2 separate regions of the Homo sapiens genome follow, and region 2 is linked to region 1. A link is a contact called in ENCODE Hi-C or POLR2A ChIA-PET data. All regions are on one chromosome and are shown on one strand. The core of a region is the stretch at or near the end of the contact, and the rest is flanking DNA. Distances in the headings are between cores, read along the strand shown.

Region 1 (3,874 bases), core at 979-3,478:
TAAAATAGCCAGCAGTTCGCTGTACTTAATCAAAAACTGCCATTATTGGTTAAACTGTAAAATACATCTAAATCCTACGGAATAACAAAAATAATTTATCTAGAGAGAAAGCTAAATTTACTAAACAATTAGAAGAAAGAATACAATTCCAAAGATTTTCCGGAATACAGGGCAATCCAACCTCAACATACCATTCATATATATAGCTAGCCCAACTTGCCCAAGAGGGCAAGTGCTCTTGTGTTTCAACAACGAGCACTTCCTCCAACCATGAACTAATGTCTAAAGACTTGCATGCTTTCTCAAGTGCTTTATTTCTCAAAAACCATGGGAAAAGGCGGAAGAAAAATAAAATCAAGTCTTATCAGATAAACAATATTGTCTACTTAAACAAATAAGATTAAATTGAGACATATACAGAAATTAACATGGCAGTTAATTCAATTACTTTAGAGATCAGTGTTATCTCTTCATTTTGTAATTTGAAAACTTATTCAATATGCTCATTTACATGTTAAGGCACTGTTTATGTTTAGGCCTTGCTTTACACTTGTAAATATCAGCAGTCCTCCTAAACATAAGGACGTTATAACTGTGTATTTCACTCAAGCACAGATATTCAAGGCCATCAAGAATTTATAAGCTAGCAAGATATCGCAGTACCAATAAATATAAAATGTTCTAGTTTTCCTGAATTAGTTCAAGTCAGACCACCAAATCAGATCTAAAAGTTACCTGTACTAATACAGTAATTTTTAAAACAAAAACTTCTAACATTTGAAATGTGAAACACCTGAAACAAGCAAAGCAATCATCAGATCTCACCCTCCATCAGTGACAGTGTTATGATTCTTCCTAGCTACCTTGCTCACTTTGTGGCAAAAATCCAATTCACTTACTACCTACTTAAAAGCTAGGAGAATCTTTGTAATTACACTGAGTGAAACACTATATTATGTAGATTAGGAAGCACATATTAATCACATCCAATAAAACATAAATGCAAGGTAAATAATAACTAAATCAATAATTACCTTTGGTAATAATAATGAGCCCACATACCAAACACTGGCCACTGGGGAAAACTAAATGTGCTAATGTGCGTGTAACAACAGATCTTGGGTTATCAATATTTTTAAAAAACACTGACAATGGCAAATATTTATATATATATATATATATATATATATATATTTCCTTACAGCAGAAATAAAAAGGAACAGTAAAATCTTAAGAACTGCTAGTAATTTGCTGCACCCTGATGTAAAATTGCCTTTATTGGTTAAACTAAAAGACTAAACCCAACAAAATAGCTTTTAGAAAAAATGTGTTAGAAAGTTGGACAGAAAAACAATGAGTTGAAACTGCAAACATTGACAGCACTGGCTTTCCATGTGATTATCACCATAATTCTGAACGCATTTAGTTCATCCCATGACAAGGGAAATAAGACAAGCTAAACTCTGCAGGGTAGAGAAGAGTCCAAAAGGAAAACTTTGGTTGTCTTCCTTGGGTGAAGAGAACTCTCAACTACTATCAGTTTGACAAAGACACGCAGAATCTGGGTGAAGCAAGAATTCGAGCGGTCCCTAGGAATATACAATATTTTCCCGAAATCCACACGCGCGGAGCGGGATATATTTCTAAAAACAAAAAACAAACTGCATGAATTGCAAATGAAGCAATAGGAGTTCAGCATCCAATAGGTGGCTGGTCATCTTTCTGGTTCGTTAGGTCAAGACGTCCTTCTCACCTACGACCCTCAGAGAAGGACTGACTCCCTCCTCTGTAACCTCTCCCTGGAAGCCAACCTTTGCCATCTCCTGCCATCCTCTCAGTCAATCCGCCAGGACCCGGGACACGCCCCCACGAATGACTACTTTCCTCCGAGATGCAACTCTGCCCCGTGTCATCCGCAACCTCCAGTCTCAGGGCCTCTTTGGCCTCAGGGTCCCCGGTGCCTCCCTCCTCAGTCCCTAAAGGCTGCCCTTAGGGCTCTCCTGGTTCCCCGTTCTCAGTCCTGGCCCTTCTCTCAAGCCTGGGGTCCCGGATTTCCCTCCACACGCGCGGGAGATGCCGACTCTCCCGTCCCTACCCGGTCTCCCAGTCCCGCGGCGCCGGGCGGCGGCGCGCCGAAAGGCATCCACTGAGGAAACAAGTGCCTGCAACGTTCCGGCTGCGAACTCACCTCCAGTCCGGGCTCTCGGATGCTGGCCCGGAGCCGGGCTTCCGCCTGGCGCGGTCCGCGTCGCGAGCGGGACCGGAAGTCCCGCCCCTCGCCCGCTCCCGGCCCGCTCCCGGCCCGCTGGCCTCGCTTGACTACCGCTCCCCGGGAGAGGGATCGCCGGCGGCGGGCGACGGGCGGCTGGCAAGGGGCAGAGGGCAGAGGGGCTTGGCTTGAAAGGGCGAGGCAGGCGCCAAAAAAATTCCCTCTCGCGCTCCTGCTCTTTCTAGTGTATCCATCGACCAGTGTGCAAATGCTTGACCAAGCGTCTATTCTGCCCAAGCCCAGTGAGGCACAAGATGACTCAGACACTGACCTCTGTCCTCACAATCTAGTTAAAAGTTGACATAAGTAAAAACAGAAGTAAATCACGCCACAAGACAGTGTTTCTTCTTTCATTATTCAGATTATTATCACCTGCTATATAGGCCTGTGAACAACCAGGCACTGCTGTAGGGGCTGGGGATAGAGCGAACAGAGGACAGCCCCACTCTCGTGAGGCTTACACTCAGGGCGAGGAACTAGCTATAGAATAAATCGAACAGCGGCGGCTCCCTCGGGAGGCTTATGCACAGAAACAAAAATATATAAGCAATGAAACCATCAAGTGTTAGAGGCACTCTGGTGGTGCTGTAGGGAACGGTGCAATGTAGAGAGCTGGGCGGAGAAGGCTTTCTAGAAATAATGACTCTTCAATTGAGACTGAAATAAATGATGAATAAGAGTTAAAGGACAGGCACAGTGGAGAAGGGCATGCAGAGAAGAAGGACGTTATGGAGTGAGAGCTTGGCTTGTACCGGTAGCTGGCCAGGAGTTAAGCAAAGTGTCAGATGGCAGATGCAAGAGCAAGCATAATGAGAAGAGACAAGGCCAAATCATGAAGAACGTTGTGCCCTATGCTTAAAAATTTTGGACTTCAGAGACTCCGTGCAACGGAATCCGTGGGGTCATCTAAGGGAATAGACAAAACAGTGAGTCATGGGGTTGACTAGGGGGATTGTCCTAGTCATCAAAGAAAAATAATACATCATGAATAGCATGTTTTATCCTTGAGGGTGCTTTCTTGAACTGCCATACCCAGATGTAAAGGCAATAGACGGCTACCACAACCCTATAAAGGCAGGACCACAAGGGATCATACCCCTCAGGTTGCTGCATTGAGCAAATCACCCCAACCAACTGAGATGCTAACTGAAGTCACAGGGAACTATGGAATGGGCCCAGAAGAAAGAAGCTTCAACACCAGCTACAGTAATGAGGACTGTTGCATTTTTTGTTTGTTTTCTTTGCTACCAGTGTTTAATAAATACTCTCTTGCACACCAAGCCCTTTCTTTGCCTTTTTAAAAAGGAATGGTATAATACATACATTTTTCTTTTTTTCTCCTTTTGCCAGCAAAAGGCCATACATTGCAATATATGGAGATAGGATTACAGTAGAAGAAAATGAGGAATGGATATCGTGTAGAAAGTCTGTACTTAGAGGGCATAACATCAACTCTAAGTGAAGTAAAAGGTCACGCGTTTGGGTTTTCTCCCATTGGGAAGGTTAGTAGTCCATTTGTGGTGATACTTGAAATAACTGATTCACATAGCGGCAAGGTGTATTTTTGAAAGGATGGAAAGAAGAGAGTGTGTATGTGGTGTGATG
Region 2 (3,874 bases), core at 487-2,986, 160 kb after region 1:
GAAGAAAACATCCAGAATGAAGCATATTCAGAATGTAGGAGGCATTGGGCGAGGGGTAGGGGTGGGAGATCCTAGTATGTTGAATTGGATTCTCAGGACAAGTGAGAATAAGATAGAATTAATATGTGAAAAAAGAGGCTCCAAACTCAAGAGATGTTTATAACCTCAAGCAGTATAAATGCAAAAGAAAAAGCAGGAGGGTAGGGTGGAAGGGTGATGACAAAACCCTACATGTAGGCACCTCCCAAGAAAACTGCTGAAAAACCAAAAAGAAAATGACGAAAGGCAGCTAGGGCAGGCATAAAACATTTGAAAAAAGAGAAAAGAGAAAATAAGAATGATAATAGATTCCTCAAAGAAACTTTAAAACTAGAGGATAACTGGTTATCTTTAAAGTGCTGATACTAAACAACTATCGAAATTCCAGAACCAGCAGAAAGATCCTTTTAAAATGGAGTCAAACTAAAGACATTTTCATACAAAAGTAAACTCACTGAACCTGCATTAAAGTATATTCTTTGGCCGGGCGCGGTGGCTCACACCTGTAATCCCAGCACTTTGGGAGGCCGAGGCGGGTGGATCACGAGGTCAGGAGATTGAGACCATCCTGGCTAACACAGGTGAAACCCCATCTCTACTAAAAATACAAAAAAAATTAGCCGGGCATGGTGGCGGGCGCCTGTAGTCCCAGCTACTCGGGAGACTGAGGCAGGAGAATGGCATGAACCTGGGAGGCGGAGCTTGCAGTAAGCTGAGACCACGCCACTGCACTCCAGCCTGGGCGGCAGAGTGAGACTCTGTCTCAAAAAAAAAAAAAAAAAAAAAAAAGGGAAAGAAAGTCTGGAGATACGTGATTAGCTAGGGGACTGGCATAAAAGATGACAAGGGCCTGAATTAACACAGTGACTTTAGGGGTGGACAGTAGAGTACAAACCACACATGGAGACTGAATGAATTTTGGGGAAGTTGAATAAAACACTGCCACATCAATGGGTTAACTGTATCACGAAGAAAAACAGTTGCCATTTACGTAATTCACATTACTATTGGAGGCAGAGAAGTGCTCTTTTTTAAAAAGTAATGAAATGAGGAATGTCTCTCTGAAGCAGGACAGGCATTTATTTAGAGCTGGCCTGAACAAAACCTGGAAAATCTAAACTGGCTGCCTGGTGAGCAAAGAATTAGAGAAAAAGTTAATGGTATGGTTTCAATATTTAATGGCATACAGCAGTAGCAGTCTAAGCATTTAAAAAAGTTAAATTTGCTTAGCAAGAGAGGCCTCCTCACACACTGCCATATACACCAAAGAGTAAAACATAAGAGCAAACACAAATAGCAACTGCCACAGATAACCTATTTTTAGAGAATTCAGATGTTTTTGTGGACAAAAAACTTGAACTATAAAAATATACCTCTCAAAAGGTACCTCGCTCGAAATTTGAGATATGTATTTCAGAGGATTATTATCTAAATATACACACCAAATAGTTCTACATTCAAAACTCCTAATATCTTTGCCACAATTATGTTTAGTTTGAATATTTTACTCTGTGAAGTCCAAAACTAAATGTACCTTCAATAAGTAAATTTTCCTTTTTTGAAGTTTTTATTCTACTAAAACACGTCATACAAATCCCTCAGACTGTTTAAAGGAAATTACATAATTGACCACAAAGAAAGGAAAGTGAAACAAGTGGCGGAGCCACAGACAAGGCATGGCCAGATCTTCAAAAGAGAAGCACTCCCACAGCAGCGACCGTCAGTACCAGTACACTGCTCCCCCTTAAGTGAGTTACAGGCAACAGTTTTTGACTACTGGTTAGAAAGGAAAGAAAAATGCAGCTTATGAGAAACAAAGCAGAAAGAAAGAAAGACAAATTTATACTAATTACAGATGCAAAAGAGTACAATCCTGAAAAACGATAACATTATCTATATTAGTACACATTTATTTACTGACATGACAATACAGTTAACAGTAAATGATGATAATCTTACTTTTGCAAAGCCATCTCCTTCTGCTGATAGAGCTCATTCAGAATCTCCACTTTCTGCCTCAAGGTTTTGCATTCATCTTCCAGTCCAGCTTTGGCAGCTTGTAGTGAGTTGCGGTCATCTTCCAATTTCTTTACCTGGTCTGTAAAGGATAAAACATTTGAGTTCCATATGTGTGCACAAGAACTTGAGAACTTGGTTGGGGGCTGGTGCTGAGAGAAATGAGAAGTATGAAAGCAGGAAGCCGCTCTTTATCTTTCTAATGCAATTTTGTATCTTTCCAATATATAGCAATTTCTTCTCAAGAAGCAACCTACCTTCCAGGTTACATTTAGTGGACACGGAGGCTCTTAGCTTAAGCTGTAAAAGCTTTAGATCCTCTTCAACTACCGATATTGCAGTCTGTGTCTAAAAATTGCAGAAGAGACAAGTATTCATAAAAGTGAGGCATAGTAAAAGTATTCACAGGCAATTATGGGACTCTAAAAACGATTATACCCGAGAGACATCCATCATCTGCTTAATTTGATTTTTCATCTTCTCATTCCGGTCACCTAAAAAACAAAAGGCTTTCTTTCATTGCTTTTTCTTCCCTTGCTTTTTAAATCTATATTTTCTTGATTTACCCAAAACTAAACAATTGTCATGTTCAAACATTTAAAGAACAAACAAAAACAGAAAAGGATTAGACTGACTTTTAAGAGAACTGCAAACTTAAGACTGAAAAAGTGAATTCCCATTTGTACAATAAACATGTTATACATGCCATTATTGAGCAAGAAGAAACATGTGAGATAAAGCTCTTTCTTCCATCTGGGCTTAGTGTCTTATTCAGAAAGATTCCCTCCTATTCTCCTCCAGAATCTACTACCAGGTGTGGTTTAAAACACCCACTACACAAGCAATATCCAACTTGAGAGAGGGCATCTAGAAACATTTTCCTCATCAGTAAACACTGCAACACTATAGCCTCCACTCTCATGGCCTTAGTTTATGGATCCAACCACCTCAGTACTCTCAAAACCAGTTGTGGTTTTCTTTCATGGCCTTAGTCAGTTTATGCCTCCAACCACCTCAGTACTCTTAAAACCAGTTGTGGGCCTTAAAACCACACAGCTACTGAGATGACAAGTTTTAAAATGTTATCTCCATGAAATTGAAAAACAAGTTTCTACTACTGTATGTGTCCAATACTTAGAGGTGTAAGACATGACCAGTGCAGCTCCCGTGCACCCTTCTAGTCTCAATGTGAAAACAAAGTCAGTGTTCACTGCATGCTTACTGCTACACCTCACCCTAGCAATCCACCTCTGCCCAATGCAAACAGACACACATTCAAATCCAATGTATTTACACCTCGAAAGCTTAAGAGGAAATGCAGCCAGCTGAAAAGTAGCACTGGTGCACTTAAAGACAGGAAGGCAAAAGGGGTCCATCCTCCTTGAGGCTGATCTTACCTCCCACTTCTCCATTTGCTAATTCATCTGAATCATTTCCACCTTTATTTTGACCCTCAGATTCAGATTCACACTCTAACAGATTCAACTGTGTAATGCAGTTAGTCAAAGCCTAGAAAAGAAGTAAAAGGGCATTAAGAGTCTTTCCATTTAATTCAACAGATTTGATAATTCACAAGAATTAAGCTTGTATTCATGAACGCACTTACATTAATATTATCATCCTTGTGAGTAAGAGCTACTTCCAAATCTTTCTGAGACTTCTCAAATGATTTGATTTGCTCACTGAGCTCAGCATGTAATTTACTCCAGTCTTCGATTTCCTGCTGCAACTGCAAAGTTAAAACACATGATTCCCACAGGTTAGGGCTTTTGCACTGGAGACATTAGGACCACATGAATGAGACAGGTAAATAAGGAAC

What was found. A loop is a pair of places that touch in the nucleus more often than their neighbours do. ChIA-PET counts read pairs that join two places held with the same protein, here RNA polymerase II (POLR2A). Pooled maps may share reads with other maps.
Region 2: a loop to region 1 is called in a map with no recorded cell type, with 5 times the contacts of the local background. The contact joins the enhancer-like site here to the promoter of DISP1 in region 1. A Hi-C loop is called at or near these places in 1 of 168 maps with a recorded cell type or tissue (CD8-positive, alpha-beta T cell), 7 of 37 single-sample maps with no recorded cell type and 12 of 50 pooled maps. POLR2A ChIA-PET finds 5 or more read pairs at or near these places in 1 of 52 experiments (activated B cell).

The regions. Positions count from the first base shown.
Region 1 is chr1:222,813,393-222,817,266 of GRCh38, reverse strand. DISP1 (dispatched RND transporter family member 1) reads right to left here and starts at 2,228. Exons shown (of 9, transcript NM_001377229.1): 1 at 2,189-2,228. RefSeq lists silencers at 2,268-2,367, 2,458-2,537 and an enhancer at 2,778-2,837.
Region 2 is chr1:222,652,918-222,656,791 of GRCh38, reverse strand. MIA3 (MIA SH3 domain ER export factor 3) reads right to left here. Exons shown (of 28, transcript NM_198551.4): 14 at 3,662-3,784; 15 at 3,453-3,564; 16 at 2,494-2,549; 17 at 2,313-2,403; 18 at 1,999-2,137. Among named protein-coding and RNA genes, the nearest start is that of MIA3, 37 kb to the right of the region's middle. RefSeq lists an enhancer at 1,581-1,820. Within about 2 kb of position 1,736, at least 10 of the 41 ENCODE cell types and tissues checked have a DNase peak (open chromatin) inside an H3K27ac peak, as active enhancers do; they include CD8-positive, alpha-beta T cell, where a contact is called at or near this core.